2 separate regions of the Homo sapiens genome follow, and region 2 is linked to region 1. The links are chromatin loops, found by intact Hi-C in ENCODE. Cell type or tissue: ascending aorta. All regions are shown on one strand.

Region 1 (8,000 bases):
GGCCCTGCTGCCCCATTACCTCCAACCACTTTCCCCGCCTGGGGCAGGGTGTGGCCCCACACCAGCCCCACTTTTCTTTCTTTCTGGTTTTTCAGTCCTGCCGGCAGCATAGTCTTTTTATTTGTTTGTTTGGAAGAGATAGGGTCTGACACTATTGCCCAGGCTGGCCTCGAGCTCTTGGGCTCCAGGCGCCCTCCTGAGTAGCTGGGACTACATGTCCACACTACTGCACCTGGCTTCAGGAGTGTGGTCTTCCCGGCCCCGGCCCCAATGGTCCTCATGTTTAAAGAGGAAGAGAGCCACACTGATGGGCAGGAAAGCCGTTTCCTGAAGGAAGGTCCAGAGCCACCTTAGAAGGTGAATTAAAGCAAACCACAGCCTTCGGCCACTTATTTTGACTGACATGTGGTACAAAACATGTTTTTTGTTTTTATTGAGACAGTCTCCCTCTGTCACCCAGGCTGGAGTACAGTGGCATGATCTCGCCTCACTGCAGCCTCTGTCTCCTGGGCTCAGGCGATCCTGCTGCGGCCTTCTGAGTAGCTGGGACTACAGCTGCTCATCACCATGCCCGGCTAATTTTTGTCTTTTAGTAGAGATGGTGTCTTGCCATGTTGGCCAAGCTGGTCTCGAACTCCTGGGCTCAAGCAATCTGCCTGCCTCAGCCTCCCAGAATGCTGAGATTATAGGCGTGAGCCCTTGTCCTGGCCCAAAATATGTTTTTACATTTTAAAAATTATCCTTTTCTTTACCAATTAGATTGTCAATTTTTTTTTTAAACAAATGCTTTCTGTGGCCTTGTAGAAAATACTGGTTGGTGGGCACCTCTTCTTGGAAGACTGCCACTGGAGGGTCCTCAGGGTGAAGTCACCCCCACTTGGCTTGATGCTTTGTTACCAGTCTGTTTTTTTTTTTTTCTTTTTTTCTCTAATGGTGGGATAATTTGAAAACTCAACCCTTTCCAGCCAATGGTGAGCACCTGTTCATTTCTCAAGACACCCTGAGCCTCCAGGTGGCCTCCACCAGCGGGGAGCCGAGTGTGCGGCTGGAGTGTGTAGCTGGAGCGTGTGGCTGGAGTGTGTTGCTAGGGTGTGTGGCTGGGGTGTGTGGCTGGGGTGTGTGGCTGGCCTGCTCAGGAGAGACGGGGAGCCGAGTGTGTGGCTGGCGTGTGTGGCTGGAGTGTGTGGCTGGGGTGTGTGACTGGGGCGTATGACTGGGGCCTGCTGAGCGGAGAGTATTCTCAGTTATTTGTTTCCGGCAGATCTGAGAACCTGAGTAGTAGGAACTGCTTCAGGCCTGGGTCCCGGCCCGGGTGGAGTTGCTGTGGAACGCAGGTGTTTTCTGTGTGAGTTTGCTAAGCGCTGTTGGGCGTTCTGGAAGTGTCTTTCCAAAGCAGACATTATCAAGCCAGGGTCCTTGTGGCTACACCAGGCTGGGCGGCTGTGTGGCCCTTTTAGGCAGCTAGAACTGGCCTCACTGGTTCCGGGGATGCGTGCGGTGAGAGTGGGCACATGTCCGGTGAGCTTGTGGAAGTGCCCTGAGACCCTGGTTCCTGCTCCGGAGTACAGAACGTGTGATGATCAGCGATGGGCCACCATGGCGTGACTGGCACCAACAGCGCAGAGACCATAAACATGTTCCTTCCTGCTGACCGGCCCGTACTCCCAGGGTGGTGGCCCAGGGCCTGTCCACCTGGGTCTGCACTTCTGGGCTTCCCTGTCGTTTCCCCAGCTTCCCTTCTGGTAATGAGCTTGGTGCTCCTCCTCTCCCCACCTCTCACCCTTGTGCCTTTGGAAAGGCCTTACTGGACAGACCGGGAACAAGAGGGCATCTGCTATTTCTGGGGAGCTTCAGAAGCTGAGCTCACCGGGCTCGGCTCTGGGAGCATGGTTGTCCTCCAAATACATGTTTTCTTCTTTTACTGATCCTTCTGCTAACCTCGGGACCCCACTATACCAGGTGCTGGGTACACCAAGGTGAGCAGGACCCCGTCCCTGCTTTCAAGAATGGTTAAGAGAATTGCAAAATATTAGTGCCGTGCAGAGTCCCAGGTGCCACCAGCAGGGGCAAATGCAGGCCCAGGAGGGCGCGGCAGTGGAAAGGGGCTGCACAGAGCAGGGGAGGCTCCACAGCTGACTCTCGAATGGTGTTCCCCAAGGGCTAGAGGGGTGTGTGTTAGGGGGTCAGGGTTGGGGGATTTTGTGGCACGGTGACAGACAGTGTTGCAAGAAGAATGAACTCATACACAGACCTGATCACTTGGTGGTGGCTTCACCCTGGAGCCTGTTGTCATTCCCCCTGGCCTCCCTCTGCCGTCTTGCCTCGCCTGGCTCTGCTGCTCTGCTGGCCTCTGCAGCCGGCCTTTGTCTGGGCAGCGAGCAGTGTCCAGGCAGCAGACAGCGGGTAGTGTCCAGGCAGCAGGCAGTGTTCCGGCAGCAGGCAGTGTCCAGGCAGCGGGCAGTGTCCAGGCAGCAGGCAATGTCCAGGAAGTGGCCTGTGTCTGGAGAGCAGATGGTGTCTGCGGTGTATCGGTGTCTCATCTCCAGCTAGAGGGACTTAGGTCCCCATGACTGGTGAAGCCGTTTCAGGAACAGCACTGATGACCAATGGAGCAATCTCTGGCCTAGTTGGGAGGTCCGTCAGGGCTGCTTTGAAGGTGGCACAGGCCATACATGCAGAACCCGGGTGCCTGTCCCACTCCTGCCCCCGTCCTGTGGCCTGGGGTCCAGACACAGGGAGCTGGAGGCAGAGGGGCTGCTGAGTCAGTTAGACAGGCCTCTCTGTTGGCGGGACCACGACTTGACGCCTTCTCCCCTCAACACTTCCAAGGCATACTTGCCAAGGGTCCGCACCCGCTCTCTGGTTCGGGGCCTCTCCCTGCCTCTGTAAGACTGGTGCAGCTGCTCTAACTTGTCTGCCATCTTCAGGTTCTCTGCGTTGCCACCAGAGTGAACTTGCTGGCGTGGGGGTCGGTGTCTGCCGTGAGTCAGGTCCCTGCGCAGTCCTCCCTGGCAGTGGAGGAACACTGGTTCTTTGCCTGGCCCCAGGGCAGTCCCAGCCCCAGAGGTCCCTGGCCTGCGCTGGCTCAGAGCATGCTGGCCATCTGCTTGGGCGGAGCCTGTCCACCACCGCCTGGTGCCTTCCCGCCCATCCTTTTAAGGCCTCTCCTCCTCTGGGAAGCTTTCCCAAATGAGGCAGGCGACAGAGGAGCTTCATCTTCTCCGCCCCATACCTTCAGGGTGGCACGTGGCACCATGAGGAGCTATCTGGGGCTCCCCTGGGTGTCTTCCCCTCCCTGTGAGCTCCTGGAAGGCAGGGGTCCTGGCGTTCTATCTTGCCTTCTTGCATCATGGGTGTGCCTGGCAGCCTGAGGGGTGGGGAGTGGGACCAGGCACTGCAGAGGCCCCCAGCCTCACTCTGAGGCTGGACCTGGAGTCGCAGGGTGGCAGTACCGAACCCAGGTGTGCCACCCGCACACACACAGACCGTGCAGGCAGGGGCGGTGGCTGCTGTTCTTCCATGTGTGTCCCCCTCGTGGCGGCCCTGCATTGCTGCCTGTTGGTGGGGTTAGGGTCTGCTGTCACTCCGTGGGCCATGACATCGCCACTGCCATCACATTTGCAGAGCTCCGTGTGCATACATGATAGCGTCCCGACCAACAGCGCCTCCGGTACACAAAGCCGTTTCTTGGTGAATCAGCAAGTCTGGGCTCCTGCCGTTTCTGGGTGAGCCCTGTGCTTGGACAGTTATGAATCATTTGCTTGCCTCTTGATTTGCGTCAATCAAACCACATGTGAAGAAAGCGGCAGTGAGCAGCGCTTTGCCGGCAGCCTGGCTCCAGCGTGGGGCGGCTTGCCAGGGACAGCCTCAGGAGGCCAGCCTGCGCGGCCTGGTGGTCTGGGCTGAGGGCCTGGGGTGGCTTCGGCCCACGGGGCTTCCGGCCGGCCCCCACCCTTTCTTCCCCCGATCCCCGTCAGCCACGGGAGATGGGTGAGATGGTAATGATAGCGTAGCGTGTGCTGGCTTCCTACGTGTAATCCTGTGGCCAGGGGCACATATTCGCAGCTCTGGGAATGTTTATGGTTGGAAGCCCCTCCGCTGATCTGTTCTTCCCTCTCACACAAAATCACTCCAGGACAGGGCTCTTTGCAAAGATTACTTGTAAGAAAGCCTTAATTAAAAAGAGATGTCACCATGCCCCTCCCCTCCTTCAAACCAAGAGGAGCAGCAGAAGGGGGAGTGGCCCAGGGTCAGAAGGACAGCTGGGAGGAGCGTGGGGGCCAGGCCAGGCCTAGGGAAGGGCCATCCACCTGGGACTTCTGAGCCTTTTCTTTTCTGGAGCAGCTTTGGGGATGAGGCTTGCCCTCCGTTGAGTCACGGTGACAGCTCTGCACTGTGCTGGGCTGAGAGAGCCCCGCCGTGGAGGGCCATCTGGGAAAGTAGGGTTCCCAGGGCCCCCCAGCTTCACTGGCTTGCTTTGCTTTGGTTATTTTCGAGGTAGGCAAATGAGGTTCTCGTTTTTACCGTGAAGGTTACTTGTATTGTTGTTGAATTAGCTGTTGAATGGTAGCTGTTGTCCTAGTTTCCTAGTTAGTCATGGCTGTGGCTCGTGGCTTAGAGACCAGCGGCGCCCTGGCTCATTCCCATCTCTTGCGGGGGCCCATACATGATTCGTCCTTAAAACTGGGAGGGGACGCCGGGGTGCACTGGGCTTGTCCTGTCGTTTGGTAATGATCACAAGTGTGTTTATATGTGACTCTTCCAGGGAATCGTGGAAACTTAGTGGCCATGAGGTCCCCTGGCTCTGAAATTTCTCTCTGAATGAGCTGGGAGGGTGTAACCTTCCACAATTGTGAGCCCAGGTTTATGTTTGCAACAAATAATAAACAGCAAAACAGAACAGAGTGATACCCCCGTCCAAATCTAGCACCTTCACTGGCTATCTTTCATTTTTTATTACGGAAAATTTCAAACATTTACGAAAGTGAAAAGACAATAAGGAGCGGACTAGGCTGCTGTCCCCATCTTCAGCGATGGCTGAGCAGGGCCAGGCCTGCCTCACTGTATTGTTCCAAAGCAGTTCTACCGTCATGCAGGTGTCTTCCGAACATGCGACCCTAATACCATTGTCACAGCTTTAACACATCAACACGTGAATCCATCAAATAATCAGTCATTTAAAATCCCCATTGTCTCAAAAAGTTTTCAGTCTCTTTTCTTTTTGTATGTGGCTGTTGTTCAAATAAGTGTTAAGTAAGGTTCGTGGGTTCTAATGGGCCACTGTCACTTGTGATGGACACAGCCGTTTCCTCCCTCTTGCTCTCCAGTCTATTTGTTGGGGAGCTTGGCTTGTCCTGTTGTGTGGCCACGGCAGAGCTCTCACTGCCTGTGTCCATGTGGCGTGTTGAGCAAGTTCCTCCTCCCTCTCTTTCTGGTGACCTGGCGGTTGCAGCTGGAGCCTGCGCCGGACCGGGGCTAGTTGGCAAGACTGTGGCATGGGGGCGTGGGCGTTCTGCTGGGTGATGAGCGGGTCCTGAAGGTGGCTGTCTAGCTTCATTCCTTCCTTCCTGGGGGCTGCAGAGTGATAATCCAAGACACTCACTCCTGAATCAGGTAAAAGACTTCTGCAGAGAGGAAGTGCCCTCATCAGCTCTTCGGCTCACACAGGAAAGGCTTTCTTTATTTACCATCTTTCAGAGGAATGAGCTCGTTGCTTTACATCATCTGAAGGTCACTGGTGAGTTTTGTCGTTTGTTTTTGTGTGTAATTGTGAGCTTGTGGGTTTAAGTGTGCTCCATGCCTTTTAGGCCTTTGCTGCTGTTACTCTCATTGATGTTCACCTTGTCCTCCTTGATCCACGAGGCCCTGTGGAGTTGGCCCTTGAGTCTTTTGGACATAACCCTTGCAGTCTTTGATTGCTTCCTTGCTCTGCTGTGACAAGACACCTTGTCACCTTGTATAATTCCTGTCCCCGGAATTTATCTGATAATCCCTCATCTCAGTATCCTTAATCACATGTGTAAAGTCCGTTTGAGCATCTAAGGTGGTGTATTTCTAGGTTCCGGGAATGAGGATGTAGACCCTGTGTGGGGTATCATTTATCCTTCCTGTGCTCAGCCCTCAGACCTGCAGGTCTGGTCTCTGACTCTGCCGCTCATCGTGGGCAACTCTCTGGCCAGGTCGCTAGGGAGGGAAGAAGCCGTTGCAGGAATATAGGGACAGCTTGGGACGAGAGGGCCAGGGTAGATGCCTGTCTAAGGGTCTAGGGAGGTACAGAGGTGAGCCCCTCTGCTGCTCTTGTCCCCTACAGTTGCCTGCCCTGCTCTGCCAGAGTCAGAGGGCATCGCCTGGGGCACCCACAGCAGCAGCGCAGGGGTGCATTGGGGGTGAGTGCAGATGGTTGGCTGCGAGAGGTTCCGATGCTGGGTTTGACAGTCAGGGTGGTCTTGTATCTTTTTGATCCTGGCCATCCTTGTGGATAGAAAGTGACATCTTATTGTGATTTTGATTTACATTTTCCTGAGGTTAACAACTAGTGATGACAGTCATCTTTTCACATGCTCATGGGCCATTGTGCATCTTTGGAGAAATGTCTGTTTAAATCCTTTGCTCATTTTAAAATTAGATTATTTGCCTTTTTATTGTTTGAGTTGTCTGGCCCTTTATATTCTAGATACAGCTCCTTGATCAGATATATGGTTTGCAAATATTCTTTTCCATTCTGTAGGTTGCCTTTCTGGATGGTGTCTTTTGAAGCTCAGAAGATTTTTATTTTGCTGGTATCCTGTTTGGCTATTTTTTTCTTTTGCTGCCTGTGTTTTGGTGTCCTATCAGAGACATTTATTGAACTCGGATTGGATTGGAACGATGATGTGGGCCCCCTCTTGGGGCTCCTGGCTTTTGGCTTCTGTTGAATGTAAATGCTAAAAGGCTTCTCTGGGCTGTTAGGAGAGAGGCAGATTTTATTGCCCAGCCAGCTTCTGCAGTGTCTAATGGCTAGATTCGCTTTTCCCACAGTTGTTTTTAATTGAATGTCCGTGGGAAAGTGGCCAAGTAAATGGAAGGTTTCACAGAGAGAGCTGGGTTTCTTTGTTGATTTTTTTTGAAACTGTGCTTTTTTGTCATTACTGTGCAGAGTTTGTTGGAATCTGGCGCCAGGTTGTGATGTCTGCTGAGACTTGTATTGGTCTTGTTGAGTATGGCAGCATTGTAGTGGCTTTTCCCCCACTCGAAACACAAGTTCCAGGAAATTTCGAAGCTCTGTGTAACTTCCAGGTGGACATCTTCCCTGTTGAGAGGTTAATTATGGGACGTGGAGCCATCAGGGACTCTGAATGTGGGACACACATCCTGAGGAGAGAGGCCACGTCTTGGAAGGATGAAGGGCAACCTGTCTTCGGGGTCCAGAACTGGACTCTCACTCAGCAGCTGTGCCGGCCTCAGCCACCCAGGCTTTGTGTCTGTAACATGGGGATGACGACAGTGTCTACCCGATAATCCGGAGATCCACATCGGGGGATGGAGAGCTCTAGGGAGGATGCCGGCAGAATCGGCTCTCATAGTCCTAAACACAATCACCAAGATGAACTGTTGCTTTCATGTGAATTGAGTATTCCTCATTATTCCAAACACAACAGCACTGAAAACTTAGAATGTGTAAACAAAAAACACACTAAGCCGACCGAGCACAGTGGCTCACACCTGTAATCCCAACACTTTGGGAGACCAAGGTGAATGGATTGCTTGAGCTCAGAAGTTCAAGACCAGTCTGGGCAACATGGCAAAACCCCTTCTCAAACCCCTACTCTACTAAAAGTATAAAAATTAGCCAGGCATGGTGGCATGCACCTATGATTCCAGCTACTCAGGAGTGTGAGATGGGAGGATCACCTGAGCCCAGGAAGTCGAGGCTGCAGTGAGCCGTGATCACACCACTGCATTCCAGCCTGGGCAACCGGAGCAAGACCCTGTCTCAAAAAACACCAAAAAACATACTAAGC
Region 2 (8,000 bases), 52 kb after region 1:
CCAGGACACCTCACGTGTAGCTGGCCAGCTTCCACTGGTCCGCAGTTTTCAGTGCTGTTCCATCTCCCTCTCCAGAGGGTAGTAGTCCCTGGGCTCTGCCAGCCACGTGGGGTAAGCGGTGGTTGGGGCCCTGCATTCCCTGAGCAGATATTTCATTCTCCTTCACCTCCAGTCCTGGTCCCACCAGCCCCTGTGCCCCGGAGGGCTGTGTGACCGAGACTGGTCTGCCCCTCCCTTGGCCCACCCTGGCTGATGGGTCAGCTTTGCTGTCTCTGATACCTTATTCACCCAGATCCTTTCTGACTTCCAGCATTTTGTGGCTGCTCTCTCATCTCCTGTGTGTGTGTTGTGTTGGTGTGTCTTTCTAAACAATCCACACACTGTTTCAGCAGAATCTTGGAGGGATCCTGACAACGTGATTGTGTTCACTCTGTTATTTTTGACCAGAAATGCCCTGTGGCTCTGAAATGCCACCCTGTGGCTGGCAGGTGGGACCGTGCCTCCCCACGCGGCCCAGGACACTGCTGCCTGCCAGCCCCACCCGTGAGCCTGCCGGCCTCACTTTCCAACTGGTTCTTTCCCTGTCCGCAGTGCCTGAGGCAGAAAGATAGAAAGTTTCTCCATCCTGGGTGGACATTAGATTGTTTGGGTTATCTACATTTATCACCCCCCCCATTACATGTTACATTGTTGTTGTTGCTGTCGACCCAAAGATTTCTGAAGAGCTTACTGTCTGCCCTTAGCAAGGAACATGGGTGGTAAGAAAGCAGACGGTTATTGGTTGGGGCGTCGTGGAGAATTGGGGGTGCTGTCTGAGAAATATCCTCTGGGTGCTTCTAAAACCGTCCACACATCCACAGCAAATCTGGATGGGGTGGAGCTGGTGACTGGTTGTTTCTCTACTTTAGAGGGAGAGAGAAAGCTATGTGGCAGTCCCAGCAGTGCCCCTCAACCGTGTTGATACAGAATACAGAGAAATCTCACTGAGTATCTCTCAGGGAGGATTCCACAGTTCTAAGTGATGATTGGTTGGAAGAAAGGATTTTTTTTTTCCACTGAGAATTTGGTTTGGTTTGTGTATTCGGAGTGTCACTGGTGGCCAAAAGTATTATCCAGGAATGAATTTTTGCATCATGACATCATTTCTGGTTAAAGGGCTTTTTATCTTTTTTCTTTTATTACCAGCTTTGTGTGCTTTAAGGCTGTGGACTGTAAAATGTATCCAGAGGGCCTGCGGAGCCCCTCAGTGGCATCTGGAAGCCTGTGCCGCCAGGACGAGGGAGATGGCTCTTTGCCGACCCTTGTCTGTGTTAGGGTGTCGCGGTGCAGCTGAAAGGGAGTTCCTTCTCAGCAGCCACATTTGACCCTAATGTCATGTTTTCGCCGTACCAACACCATGTCCCCTACCAGAGGAACCTGCCCATCTTTTAAGGAAGGTTTCCATTTCTGGACCTCACAGCAAGATGCACACACTGTCACACGTGATGCAGAACCAAACTCAGGCCCTCTGTGTTTCCAATGAGGGGCTCCGAGGGGCCATCAGAGCCAGGTGTCTGACCAGGTGAGGGAGGACTGGAGGTGTCCCTTGGGTAGCAGTACGTGGCCACGGGCGAGGGGAAGAAATTGAAGGCGGTTTAGTCAGGCGCCTGAGGAAGGGGCTGGCACTTCTTTCAGTTCTACAGCACCCAGCCCTGCGTGGGCCTTCCTGGGCGGGCCTGCCCTCCCCTGCCGACCTGCCTTCCCCGCCTTCCTGGCTTCCCTCTCCTGCTCTTGAGCCCAGCCAGGCTCCACCCCTCCATCCAGGTGTTTCTCATCCCCCCCTGGGGTGGGGGCACCCTGCAGGTGGTGGGAGTCCAGCTATGCTTTACTCTCCCGCAGACCGACTTCTGCCTTCGTGGATCTGCTCTTGTGGGTGTGTTCTCTGTTTTATTAATTCCTGTTTTAATAGCTGTTCTCCTTTCTCTGCATTTATTCGGATATGCTTGTTCTTTTAGGTTGAACATTTCACTTGTTAATTTTTAGCCCTTCTTCCTTTCGGATGGAGGCATTCAGGGTTCTGTGCTGTGCTTCCCTTGGGGTTCAAATGGGGCTGCTTTGGATAAGTTCTAATTTGTATTATTTAATTTGTAAAGCATATTACATTAACACTTCATAAAGTCTTGGTGTTTCTCAAGAGAGTTATTTTGAAATTTGCTTTTTGGTTCCTTTTTTATTTGAAAAAATGAAATATTTAGAAGTGTTTTTTGTTTCCCGAAAGTCTGAATTTTCCAAGTCATCTTTTTTGTTATTCATTTCTAATTTACTCCATTATGGTTAGAAATTACCCAGCTGTTGAATTTTACTGAGACTTGCTTTGTGGTCAATTTTTATGAATCTTTAATATATGTGTGAGAAGATTTTGAATTCTCTAGTAATTGGGTGCTGGATTCTAAATATGCTCATTAATTCCAGCTTATTGATTGTAAATTACCTACAATATTAGAACATGTGAGAGGCGAGAATCGCTGTGGAGGAGAGTGAGCAGTCAAGGACTGGGGATTCAGGAGGGTGGATTTCTGCGTTCAACTCATTCATTCATTCACTCATTCATATTGATTGGGCCTTCTAATGCCATCCCCTGCCCTTGGCATATGGAATACATGTATTTATGATTGACACAGAGACCCCTATTTCATGGTACTCATGTTACCCTGGGAGGAAGAGAGGAAACTAGTAAAGGCAATGAGTAAACAGTAGAGCAGGGAAGGCAGAGCAGGGCTCGGGAGTGGAGGGGCTGCGATTTTACACCCGCTGGTGAGGGCAGGCCTCCTTAGAAGGTGAGCAGACATTTGCAGGCCGAAGACCTGGTCAGGAGAAGAGGGAGTGGGCGGTGCGGGAGACATAAAAGGCCGGGTTAATCAATTAGGCATGGCTTTGAGTGACATGGAGGCTCCTGGAGGTTCTGAGCAGAGAAGCGACACCACGTGACGTATGCCACAGAGAATGCAGTGGCCACGTGGGACAGGCATCGGAGGAGCAGGGAGACCCACCAGGGTCTGGGAGCAACCCAGGCAGTGGATGGGGCTCAGTCCGGGTAGGTGGAGTGGGAATGTAGAAAATGGTACAAATTCTAGAGATATCTGACGTAGATGGGATTTCCTTAGCCTGCAGATGGGCTGTGCAGGAAACAGAAGAGTCGAGGGTGACCTCAGGATTTTTGGCTTTAAGCACTGCTGATGGAGTTGCATGAATTCATGGGGAATGTGGGTGGAGCAGACCCTGCGCTGGGATGAGGATTAGTATGGATCTGTGCAGTGCTTTCAAAGGCACCCAGTTTGGAACACTGAGTGGTAGGCGTTGGCGAGCCTGCGCTGAACGTGGGAGGGGCCTGCGCTGGGCATTCATAGCAGAAAGATACATGGACATGAACTCTCCCGGGCAGTGGATCTCCTCCGTGCAAGGTCCACAAAGTAGACTTTGTTTCTTTTCCCTTTTTTTTTTTTTTAAACAATGTTTGCTTAGTGCTGGCATGCATCTTCTACCAAATCCTACTTTGTAAAGTGTTCCTGCTGGCAAGAGAGTTACTGGCTCCGGGATCTTTGCTGGGCAGAGAGTGTGAGCGCACAGCCTCCACAGCCAGCAGCAAGGTCCTGCTCAAAGTGGGACTCGTGGTTGCTCCTAATTACAGCAATGATGAGGACACTGATGGCCACAGGTCCCCTTACCAAGGCCACCCATCTGTCACTCAGCTACGTACCGTGTGTTCATTGGCATTTAATGCCCCTGGGGACATCACACAGTAGTTACTGGTTCAGGAACTGAGGCTGGGAGGCGTAAGTCACTTTTTATCAAGCTGCCCAGGTGATTTTTCTGGACAGAAGTCTGAACCAGCCCCCTGCCTTCTGCATTTCCACCTGCCTGCTGGATTATTCCACCCCCAGTGACCCGCAGCGCCCTTGAAAGATGCTGCAGCCCACGCCGGTCTCCAGAAAGCCCCGGCGGAATGTACGTTGCTGCCTGGAAGAGGCCGGCTCGCCCCAGAGAGAGGGGCTACCTCCTTCAGGCCTCGTCCTTGGTGCCCTCTCTTCTTCTCCAATGGTTTCTATTTTTAAATATTTCAACTGTTACTGTTAAGTAATAGTGGTTCCTACTTCGGCCCAGCTGTTAGGTGAAACACATAACCAAACGTTTGGAGGTTGCTAAGAAGGAAATTCTGAAATGCGTTCTTATGTAAACTTGATCTTACGTAACTGAGAAGGCAAGAGCAACTGCAGTGGGATTTGTAGGCTTCCTAGACCACTGAAACTATTTTTAATTTTCAGACAATATATTTTTATCCATTGGGTTTAGGGTATTTGGATAGCTTTCAGGAGTAACGTGTAACTTGTGCTGGTGTGAGCAGGCTGGAGAGATGGGCTGCAGTGGTTTCAGGGAGGTGGTGGTGTTCCAGGAGGTGTGGCCAGTTTTGAATCCAGGTGACAATGCTTACTGGCTGCATCTCCCGTCTGTGATACCCAGGTCCCCGCTGGGACCTGCTTCAGGGGGCTGTGAGGACGAAAGGAGATCACAAAGCAAAAATACTTTAAATTCGTGCTCAGTCCTGAAACATTAGTTTTTTGTTATTGTTTCTATTCAATTGCTTTTGCATTGGAATTGTAGAGTCTTAGAAAGATTTTCCAGGAATGCTTTGTCCATAACGTGATTGTAGCAGCATCTCAGACGGATGGTTCTGTCTGTTATTTCTGGGGGTCATGCTTGTCTTTCATGGCTGCGCTTCTGTATGAGAACTTAAAGCACATTTCACCATTTTTTTTTTTTTTTTTTTTGGTATGGGGTAAGGCCTGGTTCTATTTATAGTTTCCAGGAAGTACATTTGTGCACTTCTTGAAAGCCAACTTACCAACTGCATGCCAGGTTTTTATTTTCAGCTCTTGCTCAATTTGAGCTTGCAAATATTTCCAAAAGATGTTTTTTTCTTCCTGGGGATATAGAACAAATTAGAAACATTAAAAGGATTTTCTAAAGAGCTTTAAGGATAGTTCTGAAATAGGGAGCAGGGAAAAAATCTAACACTTGCGTTTTCATTAAATTGTGGAACAGAAGCACACAGATGGTCTTGCTCCCTCCAGATACAGCCCTGGCTGGTACGGCCAGCACCCAGGGACTCTGCACACGGAATTCCACGAGAATAACATCACGGGCTGCCGTAAAAGCCAGGGAAGCGAAGGGAGGCGTTTCTGATCTGTTTCTGGCCTTGCGCTGGCACAGGGTGTCATCCCTTGGGTGGGAAGGGTCTTTGGAGCCCCTTATGGCAGCAAGTTTACAGCCGCATTTGGATTTAATGCTGGCAAGGAAGGACTTTATTTTCTGTTCGAATCAAATTTGGAATACGTTTTTGAGTAAAGCTTGCTGCGTTGTTGATACAGCTTATTACTCAGAAGAAAAAAAGCCTTTTAAGTGACCTGTTAAGGAAAGTTTTATTTCCTCAAAGTTCGTGATAGCTTCAATAGTTTCGGCTTGTCATTTAATAGGACCTTTTGAAAGAAATATTCACCAGAAAAGAATCACTTCAAGTTGTGTGTGCATTATAAAAATGGCTCTCGTCCACGATGACTGGCTGAAAAATGAGATTTTTGAGTTTGTCATACATTTAGGGGACCCTTAAGAATGTGGACAGATGTGGAAGTAGCTGTTCTTCAGTTGAAGGCTGTGTGTGTGTGTGTGTGTGTGTGTGTGTGTGTGTGTGTGTGTCCCACTCTCAGCGCACTTTGAGGCGCAACTCGAGGTGACACAGTTGAGTCCAGGCCTTGCGGTGAGTGCTGAGGACACAGAGATGGGCATGGGCCGTCCTTCCCAGCTGGCCACTCTTAACCCCTGGGGAGGGGCACAGGGTCTCCGAAGCTCCTGCCACACTCCTGTCTTTTTTGTTTTGCTTTGCAATTCAGTAGTCCCTGTGGGGTAACCAGATGCTCTTAGCTTTGTTGGTTGGAGCTGTGATTTTTTTTTCCAGAGGGTTTCCCAGAATGCTCCCATCTCCTCCCCTGATGTGGTGTCAGGTGGCACCATGGTGTCCCCCGCTCCTGTGCACAGACCTTGGCTTTCCTCAGCGGTTTATGTCAGAGAACGGGCCGATGTCCGCTCCATCCCCTTCGCTTCTCTTTTATTCTTCTAAATGGTATTCGCAAGAACACTAATACCATCTGACAGGGTTCTCCTTCATGTAGAGGAATCATTTAAGGCGCCTGTAAACGGGGAAGGTAAAGAGAGACAGGGCGGTGAGGCCTCTGTGCCTCACTCAGCGGGTCACACGCCACCGCCCGCAGAATGAGCTGAGTCCAAGGGCTGGTGGGAGGGAGGTCTTCGTGGTGAGGGAGTACCTCGCCTTGGTCATGATGACAACACGGTACCAAGGTCGGTCCCTGGCTTTTTTTGGCTACAGAAGGTGGAACCAGTGGGGGAAACCTGGCGGAAGGGTACCTGCAACCTCTCTGGACTTTCTTGGCAACTTCCTGTGAATCTATAATTATCTTTTAAATTCACAATATTAGTGTGAGAAACCTTTAATAAAATATATGGCTCGTTTCCCATCTGTTATCCATTTAAAGTTGAGATGTGTCATTCCATGGGATTAGAAATAAAGAAAAAAAGATGGATGTTCGTAGATGAAGCTGAATGACTAAGGTTGATCATTGTGGTAGCCGGATACGTGGGTGTTTATTATATTCCTCTCGCTAACTCTGTGTGTCGTTGAAGATTTTCATGATGAAAGGCCGCTGACCAGTTCCTAAGAGTCTTCTGGCACCATCTTCTCCGAGGTCACTGTCTTCCCCTACCAAGCACAAACTGTCCCCACCATAGGCTTTATCGCTTCTGCCTAGATCCGCAATCTGTCAGATTTCTTTCATCTTTATTATCTTCTTCCTCTTTTTCAGTGCACAGTGTATGCTTTAATTTTCTAGTTATTTTTCTAACTTTTTGAGTCTAATGTTTTTATTTGTTTGGGTTCCTTTTGTAGTTACTTACATGTAGGCAGCTATTCATTGTTCTCTGAGCTCAATTTTAGGCAATTCCTACAATTTTCGATATGTGATGTGTTCATTACTTTATAAATTTTTACCACTTTCACTAGAATTTGAAGCGTTTAAGAGAAAGAGACTCATTTTTCCCATGGTTGGATTTTTGTTTCTCCTGGTTTTATTTCTGGTTCTGTTGCAGTGTGTTCCAGTGTTTAGTCTACACTGTGTGTATTTGGAAACTGTGTTCTTTATGTGGCATTGGTTTTTGTAAATGTTTCATGGAGGCTTGCAGCAAAAGGCATACATGGCTTAATGATAAGAGGTTCGAGGCCTATCTGTTGGCTGAAGTAAGAATTGTACTATTCCCATCCTCTGTATGCACACCTCCTGTGTGTTTGCTCTGCCGTGAGTGTACAAGAGCAAGTTCATATCTAGTGCTGACCATGTGTGTCTTCATTCTGTGTGTTCTGTGTTTTTACTCGAAGGTACCCACAGTGTGTGCCTCAGACAGTTCCGTCATCTTTGTAGATTGCATGCTTTATACTTAGGAAATGGTCAAATATGTTTGATATTTAGTGTTGGATTCAATCTTTGTGATACCGATATCTCGATTGCACATTTCAATTTGTTTCTATTTGCCTTTTGGGGCTTTTTACCCGTCTAATCTGAGCCTTACACTGGATTTGTTTTTATTTTATTTATTTTATTTTATTTTATTTTATTATTATTATACTTTAAGTTTTAGGGTACATGTGCACAATGTGCAGGTTAGTTACATATGTATACATGTGCCATGCTGGTGTGCTGCACCCATTAACTCGTCATTTACATTAGGTATATCTCTTAATGCTATCCCTCCCTCCTCCCCCCACCCCACAACAGTCCCCGGTGTGTGATGTTCCCCTTCCTGTGTCCACGTGTTCTCAATGTTCAATTCCTACCTATGAGTGAGAACATGCTGTGTTTGGTTTTTTGTCCTTGTGATAGTTTACTGAGAATGATGAT

Evidence for each region. Peaks named below come from ENCODE experiments on the same cell type or tissue, not always from the same donor. Only the 100,000 strongest peaks of a DNase experiment are listed, where the experiment ranks them.
Region 2: a loop joins it to region 1, with 3 times the contacts of the local background. A loop is called at or near these places in 14 of 110 quality-filtered maps.

What each region holds. Positions count from the first base shown.
Region 1 is chr2:239,271,105-239,279,104 of GRCh38, reverse strand. The region is part of intron 2 of HDAC4 (histone deacetylase 4); the gene reads left to right. Among named protein-coding and RNA genes, the nearest start is that of MIR4269, 30 kb to the left of the region's middle. RefSeq lists a silencer at 3,180-3,388 and enhancers at 3,537-3,636, 5,285-6,062. In ascending aorta, no CTCF peak of the experiment used is centred here; DNase peaks (open chromatin) are centred at 3,034, 3,764, 4,334, 5,437 and 2 weaker places; H3K4me3 peaks cover 1,340 bases; H3K27ac peaks cover 2,077 bases.
Region 2 is chr2:239,219,340-239,227,339 of GRCh38, reverse strand. The region is part of intron 3 of HDAC4 (histone deacetylase 4); the gene reads left to right. Among named protein-coding and RNA genes, the nearest start is that of HDAC4-AS2, 30 kb to the right of the region's middle. RefSeq lists an enhancer at 1,328-2,222. In ascending aorta, a CTCF peak has its summit at 486; DNase peaks (open chromatin) are centred at 2,989, 3,309, 5,169, 5,779 and 6 weaker places; H3K4me3 peaks cover 2,584 bases; H3K27ac peaks cover 7,177 bases.